Regions from separate parts of the Homo sapiens genome. Here all the other regions are linked to region 3. A link is a contact called in ENCODE Hi-C or POLR2A ChIA-PET data. All regions are on one chromosome and are shown on one strand. The core of a region is the stretch at or near the end of the contact, and the rest is flanking DNA. Distances in the headings are between cores, read along the strand shown. Region 1 overlaps LINC02391 (long intergenic non-protein coding RNA 2391). Region 2 holds the start of CLLU1-AS1 (CLLU1 antisense RNA 1). Region 3 overlaps LOC105369905 (a long non-coding RNA gene).

What was found. A loop is a pair of places that touch in the nucleus more often than their neighbours do. ChIA-PET counts read pairs that join two places held with the same protein, here RNA polymerase II (POLR2A). Pooled maps may share reads with other maps.
Region 1: a map of Caco-2 shows a loop between it and region 3 (2.1-fold over the local background). The contact joins two enhancer-like sites. A Hi-C loop is called at or near these places in 2 of 168 maps with a recorded cell type or tissue (Caco-2 and mammary epithelial cell) and 3 of 50 pooled maps. POLR2A ChIA-PET finds 5 or more read pairs at or near these places in 1 of 52 experiments (CD4-positive, alpha-beta T cell).
Region 2: a loop to region 3 is called in a map of Caco-2, with 15 times the contacts of the local background. The contact joins the promoter of CLLU1-AS1 here to the enhancer-like site in region 3. A Hi-C loop is called at or near these places in 13 of 168 maps with a recorded cell type or tissue (B cell, Caco-2, Calu3 and 9 more), 28 of 37 single-sample maps with no recorded cell type and 14 of 50 pooled maps. POLR2A ChIA-PET finds 5 or more read pairs at or near these places in 7 of 52 experiments (B cell, GM12878, H1 and 4 more).

Annotation. Positions count from the first base shown.
Region 1 is chr12:92,339,157-92,343,802 of GRCh38, reverse strand. All of the region lies in intron 2 of LINC02391 (long intergenic non-protein coding RNA 2391), which reads left to right. Among named protein-coding and RNA genes, the nearest start is that of LINC02391, 22 kb to the left of the region's middle. Within about 2 kb of position 2,727, at least 2 of the 41 ENCODE cell types and tissues checked have a DNase peak (open chromatin) inside an H3K27ac peak, as active enhancers do.
Region 2 is chr12:92,431,692-92,436,200 of GRCh38, reverse strand. CLLU1-AS1 (CLLU1 antisense RNA 1) reads left to right here and starts at 3,202. Exons shown (of 3, transcript NR_144319.2): 1 at 3,202-3,291. RefSeq lists enhancers at 1,408-1,467, 1,488-1,547, 3,011-3,310.
Region 3 is chr12:92,568,711-92,573,239 of GRCh38, reverse strand. All of the region lies in intron 1 of LOC105369905 (a long non-coding RNA gene), which reads right to left. Among named protein-coding and RNA genes, the nearest start is that of LINC02397, 100 kb to the right of the region's middle. RefSeq lists an enhancer at 2,589-2,718. Within about 2 kb of position 2,704, at least 5 of the 41 ENCODE cell types and tissues checked have a DNase peak (open chromatin) inside an H3K27ac peak, as active enhancers do; they include GM12878 and OCI-LY7, where a contact is called at or near this core.

The DNA of each region.
Region 1 (4,646 bases), core at 1,478-3,977, 230 kb after region 3:
TTACTCTGTATGATACTGTAATGATAGATGTATGTCATTATAAATTTATCTAAACCCATAGACTGCACAACACTAGGAGTGAAACCTAATGTAAACTATGGACTTTGGATCATGATGTGCCAGTGCAGGTTCATCAGTTTTAACAAATGTACCACTCTGGTGGGAGATGTTGATGATGGGGGAAGCTATGCACGTGTAGGAGAAGGAGGTATATGGAAAATTTCTGTACCTTTCATCCAGTATTGCTATGAACCTAAAACTGCTCTAAAACAGTCTACTTTTATTTTTATTTATTTTTTTTTTAAGTTAGGCACAGTGGCCCATGCCTGTAATCCCAGCATTTTGGTAGACCAAAGCAAGAGGATTGCTTGAGGCCAGGAGTTTGTGACCAAACTGGGCAACATAGCGAGACCCTGTCTCTACTAGACAGATAGATAGATAGATAGATAGATAGATAGATAGATAGATAGATAGACTCTCTTGAGGCCAGGAGTTCAAGACTAGCCTAGACAACGTAGCGAGTCCTCTTCTCTACAAAAAATTTAGAAATTAGCTGGGCATGGTAGTGCATACTTATAGTCCTAGCTACTTGGGAGGCTGAGATGGGAGGATTACGTGAGCCCAAGGATTCAAGACTGCAGTGAGCCATGATTGTGCTATTGCACACTCCAGCCTGGGCAACAGAGTGAGACCCTGTCTCAAACTAAAAAAAAAAAAATTCTTCGGAAAATTTCTGGTGTCATGATACTAGATCTACATGTAGCTTTTAATGATTAAATTACATAAGTAGTACCAAGAATAATTGTTGCCCTTATACTATTTTTAGTATTCAGGAAATCAACATAAAGAAGAAGATTTTTTTTAATTTATAGATTTAAAAAAAATTAGACAGAATTTTAAAACTGTACATTATAGCCCAATCAGTATATTATAATAGTGTATTAGCTCTGGAGTGCTGGCGTGGCACTAATGCTTATCACCATCACCAAGGCCAGCTCAGCAGCAATGACCTCAGAGCCTTGCTTGGTCTGATCTAGAGGAGTCCTCACAATGTGTGGACTGCTAGGACCTTGAACCCAGGCTGCACCTTGGGAGAGGAAGCAAGGGAGGTACTAAGAGCCAGAGTTGATACATATATAGCCTAATGCTTAGGTGGATCTTTTGCATTGCATGTTTGCTGCTTTGATAGTAATTCCAAGGATACACAACTTTAGCCAAGAAAAAAATCATTATTCTCTCCAATTTCTCGGCTTGGATCAGCCTTTGTGGCCTGTCCCAGTTCTACTGATTTAACTAGAAATTTTTATATAATCACATTAAGCCTATGGGGACAGGAGTTGATGTAAAAGAAAGATATCCTCATTTTACCTGGAGGAGGTCATTATTCAGTGGTCAGTAAGTTTTCAAAATAATCAAGAAATAGCTATATATATATATAGAGAGAGAGAGAGAGAGTATACAAATATGGAAATAAATAGAAGAAACTGCTGAAATGTTTGAAAGTAAGGAATGGAATTGGGAATGAGAGGGTAAGAAGTTTATATTAAACGTTTTGTTGTATTTGAGTTTTTAGAATTGTGAACATGTATTGTGTTAATTTTTAAAAAGTAAATGAAGTTTTAAATTAAATGCCTAATATACCTAGTAGGAAGTCAAGGTTTCCTTTTTGTGTTATTCCCAATTTTTATGTTTCTAGATAGGCACCTGACTTCCTCCTGTTTTTTGACAATTTCTGCACAAGAAATTACTAATTCACTATGATCTGAGGGCCATGCAGACTGCCCTAGATAATCTTGAAATTTGCTAAACCATTATAAAAGGTTTTCTTTTAGGTAAATTTCAATCCCTTTACCATTCAAAATGTTGCTAACTGAAAGCATTTTTACAAATATACAGTTAATTGAAATCTGGAAAAGTAATGAGCTTCCTTATTTGCTTATATGCAATTCCCAGTATCACACATGTAATTTAAAGATTACCTACTACCTGCAGATATTCTTCTTACCATGTTAAGGCAGAGACCACCCTCTTCCCATTTCCTATGCTGGAGGTGAGACAGATGGAAGCATTATTATAAATTAAGATCAGTGGTGGGTAGAAATTTGGCAATTCAATTAGGAAAATTACACACCAACGTTACGCTTGTTACCAAAACTTCTTTTTTTGCAAATCACCAACTTCTCCTTCCTCTAATTTTTGGGTAAACAAATTAACGCTGAGTGTTATCGGCTGGCCCGTGGGTTTTCCTGCAATATATTATCAGGACTCTGTCAGTGAAATGCGCGTCGTTGTCCGTACATTAGTTCCTGAGACTTGCAGGAGTTGTTGCAACTTGTTCATTCCAGTGTTCAAATAGTTCAGCCGTTGTGTCAACATGTTAGGGGCCAGTCTCTGATCATGATGGGCCAGGCTCACTCTTTATTATTGCGGGTGGATTCCCTTTCATTTATGTTCAGACTGCAGATCAGCCTCTACCAAAACAAATTGGCAGTGAAAGGTAGAATATTTCTTGTTGAAATTGCCAGGGGAGTCAGTACAGGGTCTGGATAGGATTTCACAGAAGATTGGAAATGGTATCAGGTAAAAAATGTGAGTTAATATTGAGGGCGATTCCACCAGCTTGCTCCTGTCTCTGCTTTAAGAGTAAGGAAATACAGTCACTGATTACAATCATGGCTGTAGTCACTGAGGCTTACAGTATGCCCAGACAGGCGTGGTTTTAAGTGCTCTGTCTTATCTCATTTAGTCCTCATCACATCCGTAGGTGGTATTTCACTTTCATTGGAGTAAATAAAAGAATGCCTTAAAAATGCTTAACACAGTGCCTGACAGTGTATAAAGAAACATTAGCTTATTATCATTGCTAATCATCAATAACGGCTCGATAATGTCTTTTGGAAAAGCTCTGTCTTTTGGAATCCTGCCAGTCCAAGGTAGACTCTTTCCCCTTGGGGGAAGAATGCAAAGGGTGGAATAGAAAACTCTGTTGGAAGTTTACATTCCTATATTTTAGTGGCTAACACGCTCAACAGATGAGGGAAAGACAAAATAAATTTTTCAACACTAATCCTAGTAACTAAAGTATGTCACATGTCCAGATGCTGATTCCATGTGACTTGGCTGGGCCAACACCTACCTTGCCAATCTAATACTGACATTTTTCGCCTAGTAACCAGAGACTCAATCTTACAGCCCCCACTTTCCGAGGAGGGAATGAGATGCTTTGTTCAAACAGAGGTGAGCCTTGTTAGATGTTGCAGAGGAAATTCAGACATCAAATAAATGCCCTTTAATGCTGCTTGTCACTCAGAACTTGTGATGCTAAGAACACACAATGTTAACTTTTTTTAAGGAATTAAGTGGAAGACTCCACCACTGTATTGCTAAAAAGATGTAACCAAAGGCAAGTGTAGCTTTTGGAAATTTAATTGAACTTTAATTAAAATCTTTAACTTTGCTAAAAAAAAAACTGCCATAAAAATAGACATTAAATAGTTAAGCATTTGATTCCTGAGTGGTTACAGTTGTAGTGGACAATGGGCATGATGGAGGCCTGTGATTAAATCAAGGGCTTTGGCCCAAGCAGATAACACTGGGATTAAAACATGGTCCTGACCACACCTACTTTTGTCACTTTAGGGAAGTTATCTCTTTATGTGTGCATTTTCACATCTGTAAGATATGAAACTTCATGGAATTGAGAGACAGGACTAGCTGGATTTCCTGTGCTGACTAAGAATTCCTAAGCCTAGCTGGGGAAGGTGACCCCATCCACCTTTAAAGACGGGGCTTATAACTCAGCTCATACCCGACCAATCAGGTAGTAAAGAGAGCTCACTAAAATATCAATTAGGCTAAAAGCAGGAGGTAAAGAAATAGTCAATCATCTATCGCCTGAGAGCACAGGGGAGGGATAATGATCGGGATATAAACCCAGGCATTCGAGCCAGCAGTGGCAACCCACTTTAGGTCCCCTCCCATTGTATGGGAGCTCTGTTTTCACTCTATTAAATCTTGCAACTGCACACGCTTCTGGTCCATGTTTGTTCCAGCTCCAGCTGAGCTTTTGCTCACTATCCACCACTGTTGACCGCTGCCATCGCAGACCCACTGCTGACTTCCATGCCTCTGGATCTGGCAGGGTGTCTGCTGTGCTTCTGATCCAGGGAGACACCCATTGCCGCTGCCAATCGGGCTAGAGGCTCGCCATTGTTCCTGAGCGGCTAAGTGCCTGGGTTCCTCCTAATCGAGCTGAACACAAGTTGCTGGGTTCCACGGTTCTCTCCCATGACCCACGGCTTCTAATAGAGCAATAACACTCACTGTGTGGCCCAAGGTTCCATTCCTTGGAATCTGTGAGGCCAAGAACCCCAAGTCAGAGAACAAAAGGCTTGCTGCCATCTTGGGAGTGGCCCGCCACCATCTTGGGAGTGGCCTGCCACCATCTTGGGAGCTCTAAGAACAAAGACCTGCCCGTAGCAGAATCTTTATGAGGATTCTATGAGATTACAGCTTTGAAGTACTTGGAACATAGTAGATACTTAATAAATGACAGTTATAATGATAATGGTCACGAAGAAGGGATCCAGGAAGTACCTTGGGTTCCATAAATTTGGTGTAACAGAGGAACCATTGTCAAGTCACAC
Region 2 (4,509 bases), core at 1,953-4,452, 140 kb after region 3:
CATGAGCTTTTCAGAATGAACTCCATCATAAGTGGAGGAACATCTGTATAGGCATTTCAAAAGGTAATGAGAAAACAAATTCATTCACTTTCCAAGTTGGTATTGGGCACCTACCAATGTGCCAGGCATTCAGAGTAAGTGGCATAGAAGGTGGAATAGGACAAAGCCACTGAAACACAAGTAGCCGTGCAATAGGGTCCACACTGCATACCAAAAAGAGGCAGGGCGTAAATATGCAAACATATGAAATGACCACTGACAGCAGAAGGCTTAACAACAAAATGACAACACTAACAACAATGCCATGAACTGTTCCAGACACTGGGTTCCTCACAGTCTAGTGGAGAAGGCCATGGAAAGGGCTGTGAGAGGGCCAAGGGCACTGAGGGAGGCCTTCTTAGTAAGGATGTCATACAGATTGCCACAGAAGGAAGAATCCCTTGGATGCAAAGGCAATGGCACGGGCAAGAGCAGAGTGGTGAAAATGGGTGTGCCCGGGTGTCAGTGAATGGTTTAATTTGGTGTGTGGCCGTTTCCCATATACGTGGGTCTGCTCAGTCAAAGAAAGCTGGCCTTAATCTGAAACAAAAATCAAATAATCGACAGAGTGAGACTCCATCACAAAAAAAAGAAATCAAATAATCATAGAGGAATAGAACAAAGAGAAAAGACGATCCAATCCTCTCATTCCTGTACTATCACTCTTTCCTATAGCTCATTCTATAACCTCAGGAAAGACCATCACTGGAGATGTTATTAGGGCCACTAGGATAAACTTTGGACCAGATAGTTTAGGCCAATCCTAATTTCATACATTCTATCCAATTATCCCCAGTATTCCCATTAATACACTCACACATGTAGGCTGAGAAACACTTAGAAACTTCCCTGTAGAGAAACATCTTCACCACTGGCCTTCCTTTGGGCCATTAGTTAAGATGGCCAGAAGGGGGTAAATACAAATCCATATTCATGTTATCAAAGAGAACAGCACAGCTCCAGAGGAACAAAACCCATGAATAGAAATGCTCCAGCCCAGGCAACATAGTGAGACTGTCTCTAGTAAAAATTAAAAAATTAGTCGGGCATGATAGCACATGCCTGTAGTCCCAGCTACTTGGGAGGCCAAGGTGAGAGGATTGCTTAAACACAGGAGGTTGAGGCTGCAGTGAGCTATGACCTTGCCACTGCACTCCAGCCTGGGCAACCAAGCAAGACCCTGTCTCTAAAGAAAGAGGAAGGAGAAAAAAGAGGAAGAAGAAGAAGAAGGAGGAGGAGGAGGAGGAGGAGAAAAGGGGAGAGGGGGGAGGGGGAAGGGAGACAGGAAGAAAAAGAATAAGAAAGAAATGCTTTGTTTGGTGTGGTAGAGGTGGAGAAGCATCATCCAGCTCCCTCTTGAAGGACTTGCCACCCAGCTGTGGGTAGTGAGATGAGCAAACCACTTTTGGCTGTCAGCCCCTTCTGATTGACCTCATCTGCAGACAGCCATCTTGCCCAGTCAAACCCTTCCCAGGTCAGCTTGCATCTGACAACTGAACGAGGCAGAAGCAGAAACACCCAGCAATGTTGACCTGACCCAGGTCAGCTCTAACACGTGACACTCATTCCTGAGCTCTGTGCAGGGTGGGCTGAGGTTTTCATTGTGTCACAGCTTGGCTTCTCACTGAGCCCAGTCCCACATCTTCCCCTCTTCCTTTCACAAGAGTCGATTCCTATTAAATGTCTTGTAACTCGAACTCTGTCTGTATGTTTGCTTCAGAAAATCTAAACCTGTGACGGTTAGAAATGGGGGTGGGTCAGAAAAATTTCAGGCAAGGAGCTTGTACCAGGAGAAGAGTGAAGAATCCCATACCCCTAGGAGGCCATGTGGATGTCTGGAGATGGAGAGGTATATCAATAGGGAAGGGGGACCCAATAAGGGTCAGAGGTCTCTGATGTATGTTAGAGAAGAAGGAATTTATTCCTTTCTTCATTCAATGATCACTTGTAGGGAAGACACTAGGGTAGGCGCTGAACTATGGGGATAAAAAGACACATTCCTGATCTCAAGGAGTTACAGACCAGACCCTTACACTCAGAGAAATGCAAACTTCCTAGAACTGGAATGTTTCAGGCAATAAAGCTTTTTGGAGATTAACTTAGATCTAAAGATGGTTTAGATACTTCAAAAATCTAGACCTCTCAAACAAAAGAAAAAGGAAATTCACCCATCTAATCCCATCTAATTCCCAGTAGCACTCTGAGAAGACCTAGAAGAGACAGCAGTTCAAAGACCCTTTTTGTTTTCTATTTACTTCTTAATCCAAGAGCCATACAGCATTGTTTATAAGAATAAATTCTAATAGAAGTCACTATCTTCCAGCTCCTATACACACCATAAAATAATTAATAATAATAGTAATAAAAATGAGGCCCAGAAACACCAATTAAAGTGGCCCAAGAGTAGTGTGGCAAAATTCAGGTGTCTTGACTCTGTATTGTCTCCCTAATCTTAATTGTGACCTTGGCCTCTCTAGTAAAAAAGGTATGAGATGCTCCCAGAAAAGGATAAATAAATGTAAAATTATAATAACTGAATCCCTGGCAGTCTCCTATCAAGGGCAAAAATAAAGAAGATATAAAGAAATATGCTCTGTAACTTCCTAAAAGGCAACACGAATTTAGAGCAAGCTCCCTGACTGCATTTGCAAGACGTGGCATGAAGATATGGATCTCTGTGCAGCAGGACATTTTCTGTCTTCTTCCAATGGAGCACTTTCCACAAGACTAATATTCACAGGACATAGTGTTACATCTTGGAGTTTCCCTAAAGCTGAATAGAGTAACATCTTCAACTTTCCCTATCCTAAATGACATATTCTACTTCCCTAAAAAGATAGATCTATTTATGTATAAAGAACTTGATATCTTCACTTCCCCTGGATCCTCTCCAATATTCTCCCCCAATCCACATCCCCAAGGAGTTGATGTCATTACTTTCTTTAAAAAAGGGTTGCCAACTGTTATGGTTTGGATTTGTGTCCCTGCCCAAATCTCATGTCGAATTGTAATCCCCAGTGTGGGAGGAGGGGCCTGGTGGGAGGTGATTGGATCATGGAGACAGATTTCTTCTTTGCTGTTCTCATGATAGTGAGTAAGTTCTCATGAGATCTGGGTTTCTAAAAAGTGTGTGGCACCTTCCCCTTCTCTTTCTCCTGCTCTGGCCATGTAAGACATACCTCCTTCCTCTTTGCCTTCCACCATGATTGTATATTTCCTGAGACCTCTCCAGCCATGCTTCCCGTACAGCCTGTGAGCAAAATAAGTGTTACTGTCTTAAGCTACTGTTTTGGGATGTTTTGGAAACAGTGAAACATGATCGAAACAGGTTCTGAGAACTCGAAACTAGATGCTGCTATAATGAAACCTAAAACATGGGTATTGCTTCTGGGACTAGTTGGTGGGCAGAAGTTGGAAGGGGCTGAAAGAGATTTTTAGTAGAAGCTTGGTAGACCTTGAGGAGGCTATTGGTAGATTGTTACTGAAAACTGGAGAAAGGGATCCTTGTTATGTAGTGGCAGAAAGTTTAGCAAGATTGTCACCTACAGTGACGTGGAAAATACAAATATACCTAATAAACTGGTAGATTGGGCTAAGAAAAATTCTAACCAGAATGTTGAAAATGCCAGGGAGTTTCTTTTAGTCATATATAATAAGTGTGTAGGGAGAATGAATTTTAAAAAAAGGAACTGTTACATTTTCAGGAAAATTTTAAGATAATCTATTAAAGATCCAAGATGTTACATTCAAATATAAAACTATTTCTCTTTGTCAGTCTCTCCATAGAGCAGGGGATTCTCAAATTAAGAAAAGGTGTCAGCTCAAAGATCAAACTCAAAAGCCAAAGACCTTTTGTTTGTACCTTAGAAAGATATAAGGTAATGTCTCATAAGCCCTTTGAAACAGAGTTCCTCTAAGGATCTAAGCATATGCTAGGCATATTCTCTCAGTAAACAATGAGTCTTCTAATAATTTTAAGGTTATGTGGTCCCATCACAGCCTTACAGGGATCTCAGGTAGAGAATGGCTTATGTCAAAGAGATTCTTGTCTAATGGAGTATTCCCCAATAAGAATCACAGGAAGTCCTGGAATTTTAAACAGAATTGTACAATCATATTTTGCCAGCTTGAACTTAAAGGAACAGAAATAGTATTAAATGAAAAGAGGTCCAAGAACCAAGAACCTGGAGGGAAGACCCAAGAGCAGTAGGGAATCCAGGCAGTAGGACTGAGACCTAAAAAAAGACCTGCTTGTGTTTGCTGTCTGGATATCAGAGTTGCTATGAGCCAATGACTGTTATGTGCTCTCATTTTCCTCTATTTAAAACAAGAGTGTCTGTAGTGGCTGTCCTATGTATACTTTACCATTGAATATTGCGTATGTAGGTTGCAAATAACTTGTCTCTTAGTTTACAAGTCTTCAGATTGAGAGGATAAATACATAAGAAATCTCACTTGAAGAGCTTCATC
Region 3 (4,529 bases), core at 1,455-3,954:
GCCCATTGTTCTATCTTAGTTTGTAACTCTCTCTTGGCAGGTTGTGGGGCCTAAGATAAATATCCCATGTTATTAGGGGATTGATTTAGATCACTTACACACTCAGGAAAGATATCGGTGGTGAATAAATCTTTCTGACTTAAAATAAAATTCTATGATTAAAACACTGGATTATAAGACCTCTTCCAGGCCTGATTTCCTGAATACAGAGTAGAGTCCAGATATTTGTGTCTAGTTATTAGTTGGGAGAATGCTCTTCTGAGGTCAAAAGCATGGAAATGGGACTATTATTTCAGATCTGTCAAACTCTCACCACTGGGACCAGATGGGATGTGGGCAAGTCAATGTGAGTAGACTATTAATATTAAAGGTAATGATAATAATAATAATTAGCATTTATTGAACAACTACTAGGTGTTAGTACTGTAAAAGTATTTAGGTATGTCCTCAGCACAAATCTGAGGTCCATTTTTTTTAGATGAGGAGACAAATTCTGGGAGGGTCAGCAACTTACTCAGACAGTAAGTAGGCTGTTTAAGATTCAAACCCAGACCTTCCCACCTTCATGCCCAAATCTAAGGGTTCCTGTGATATTAATCACAGACGAATAGCTCCAGCTATGACTATGAAGAGCTACTTTAAAGTTATTAACCATTCATTTAGCAATTATTTACCAATACCTCCTTTATTATAGGCAATGTGCTGCTGAACAACAGAGACATGGCCTCTGACCTCATGGTGGAGGAGAAAAAAATTCAAATTATACAAATAAACATATAATTACAAACTGTGCTATGTGCTATGATGAAAAGATGCAGAAAAGTGGGAGATCATATCACAAGGAGGCCTAACCTAATCTAGCGATCAGAAAAGACTTCCTGGAGGCAGTGGCAATTGAGTCAATATCAGAGGGATGAGTGTAGTTAACTAGGAGGAAGGCAGGGGGAATGAGAGAAGAAAATTACTGGAAGAATGATGAGCATGTACAAAGGCCCTGAGGCAGAAGGAAAGAACTTTGAGTCTGTGGTAGTTGGACACTGCTGGCCCATGGGATAAATTTAGTTTGTAAATATTTTTCTGTTTTGGCTCACAGACTCTTTTGTGAAGATTTGAGCCCCAAAGAGTAAATATTCTGATTTCAAGCTCCTCTTGAATCATCAAATGATGTGGCAACCCTGGTCCCTGTGGGCTTCATGGCTGCAATGACAAGTGCTAAGTATCTGGCCAGTTTTTTTGGTTGTTTGTTTTGGTTTTGCGACGGAGTCTCACTCTGTTGCCAGGCTGGAGTACAGTGGCGTGATCTCGGCTCACTGCAACCTCTGCCTCTCGGGTTCAAGCGATTCTCCTGCCTCAGCCTCTTGAGTAGCTGAGACTACAGGCATATGCCACCACGCCCAGCTAATTTTTTGTATTTTTAGTAGAGATGAGGTTTCACCGTGTTAGCCAAGATAGTCTTGATCTCCTGACCTCAAGTGATCCGCCCACCTCAGCCTCCCAAATTGCTGGGATTACAGACATGAGCTACCGCATCTGGCGGTATCTGGCCAGTTTAAGTGAGGCACACACTCTCCATTTCATCAGTCTTCCTACTCCTAATTTTCTCCCTAACATCAAAGCAAGGCTTCAGTTATCGTTTATCATCATATTTGCACTGTTGCTTTTCTTATAGTGGATAATTGTTTCTTGATATTGTTGTCTCCACCAAAAATTAAAGATAGACCAAGAGGATCACGTGCTTTTCCTCAAACTCAGTGTGTGCCGTTCATGTACTTTATGGCTTGGTGACTGTGGACATTTAAATTTCCCCTGCTCTTACTTTGGAGGAAACAGAATAAAGGCCCGTAGGGTGTCTCACTATGTAACTGTCTAAAATCTGTTGACTGTTTTCTCTGCTACCAACGCTTAGTGAGAATGGGAAGTGAACTCCACTCCCTGGGCAAGCAGGGAGAGCTGAATATCTAATTGATTTTTAGTCAAAGATATAAAAAAATCCTAGCTCCACTCTTCTAAAATGTAAGACTGCACTTGTTTTTAATTGCTACTCAATATATTAAGAATTTATACTATATTAAGCAAAACAGATCTCCAGATCCCCTGCCCTGGAGAACATATGCTACTCATTTTTTTCTTTGTTGGAGAAATTAATCTTGCCATCTCCAAACCCTTGTTTCTTACATATTAGCAAGACATTAAAAATTAATTTTGAATGTTTCCTAAACACTTAAAAACACGTCACGTAAGTGCAGGTATCTCTGGTATCATGAAGAGCCCTGGTCTGTGACCTAAGAAACAGTTTGCAGTTAGTTTTGCACAGTTAATATGTTACCCAAAGATAGAGTGTAAGTCATGCCACATATTCAGAGCACTAGAGGAACTCACTGGGGGAATTTGTGAATTATTTTGTAAAGTAAAGAACTTGAAGGTAATATGCAAAGTCGCTCAATATATTCTTTTTGTAAGAACGGAGTATTCTATTAGGAATTAATACAGTGTCTTTGCACTATATATGTGCTATGATGCCTAAAATATCCGTTTCCTTATATGTAACCAAAATTACTGATGGAGTTCTATTTATGTTTGCCTTATGCATCCTGGTCTACAGTTTTTCCCTTGCTTTCTTTTCTTCTTTCTGCCATGTGTCACTAAGCCCTGCTACACATCAAATCTTCAGCTTAAACTCAACCAGCAGAGGGTGCTGTTTGAGCACTTTAAATGGACTCCTCATCTTTTTGTTTTCCAAAGAGAACAATATGGGAATAATAGGCTGGGATGATATTCAATAGGCAAGATGCTGGCAAGAGAGTATGCATCAGTGATCAGGTTTCAGTATCGTTTTGCAGAAAAATCCCTTTGTTCTCTGCTGCACAAAAGGACATTCTTTGCAAAATGCACATACAGTTTCTGGTGATAAATGCATGTGTTTAAAGGTAGATGGTGATAAATGCATGTGTTTAAAGGTAAGATGAAGGGGGTGCTGGTGGTAGAGTGGAATCGGCTTCTAAATTTACTAAGTACTTGTATCCCTTTTAGGCTTGGTGTTCTGAATCAAGATATCAGCCCCACGTGTTCTCAGCTTGCTGGTAAATGATCATGAATAATTCCTGTAGTAGCAAATGACATAATAAAATAATCAGGCATTCCCTGCCCTTTGTAGATCAATGAGCACAGATGTCTCCAAATGGAAGGCGATACTGGAGAACACTCTACATCTTGTTGGGTTTGAACATTAGAGAATTAATGGCTGTTTATCAAAATAAAGTGAGCATCTCCCTGTCCTGAAATCATGTTCAGCATTAAATATATTGTAGAAGAATACTTTGTCGCTTAAGTTTTACATAAATTTGATCAACTGTGTCTAATAGTGGATTGCACATGTCTTAGTAACATTTGTATACTTGAGTTTTTATATTAACCATTTAAAAATTTTATCAAAAAGAGAAAATTCCATATAACAACAATAACAAAAGACAAAAGCACTCCAGCTGAAGAGTAATCATTCCTGTCCCACTCCTCTTATCCTCAATGTCTCTCCACACATGTAACTTTTAATTTTTATAGCATTTTTTGGTTAGTAACCTCTCTATCTCTGAATAATATGCTTACATTGATAACTCTTGAGTTATTAGTTTTATATATGATATTTGTTTTCCTACACTGACAGATGAGAATGTAACTTAAGTCACTCAATATCTCCCGTTAGTCATATTTCTATTTTAGACCTTTATTGGTTATGTAAGGAAAACATTTGTTCCTTTAACAGTAAGCAATTTATTGTGAGTCCTCATCTTTTCAGTCCTTTTCTTCCACTTCCATCTCCCAATAAAAAGGCATTCTTCCTTTTTCTTGAGCATCTAGTATTGCTGATGTGAAATTTAATGCCAGCTTGATCCTCATTCTTTGGCAGATAACCTGCTTTTCCTTTCTGCTTTTTTCTTGAAGTCATGATCCTAGATGGAAGTCTTCTTACAGCCACTGGCGAGCTCTTCTGATCTGAAATCTTGTATTTCAGCTATACAAACTCTCCTCTATCATTCACATTAACAATTTGCTTCCCTCCGTTTTTGCTGTTCCTACATGATGTTGAGATTAGTAAGATTTGCCTTCTGCTCTCTAATTGTAATTCCATCATCTTTGTCTGTAACTTTGTAAATCAATGAATAGTGTTTACACGGGGACTCAAAACAGTATTGTTTATCACAGTGTCAAGAAGTGTGCTGTTATATTTCCTGTCTTGTACAGCTTTTAATTTTTCTGAAGTTGCTAACTGGCTTTTTAAAAGTACTATTTGCCTTTATTACGTGCCCAACTTTTTTGTCCATTGCATCAGAGATTTGGTTAAAATTTTTCCAGAAACTTCCTTCTTCTGAAGCTACTTCAGGGAAGAGTGCTTCATCCTGTTACTCTTGTCTGTACTTGTTGTCTAGGCCTCCTATACAACTGTCTCTTCTTTGTTGGGCTGCTTTCCTCATTTGTGGAACTCCAGCCTTTTATTGAAAGACACACTCAACACAATTCCTAAGAAACTGTAT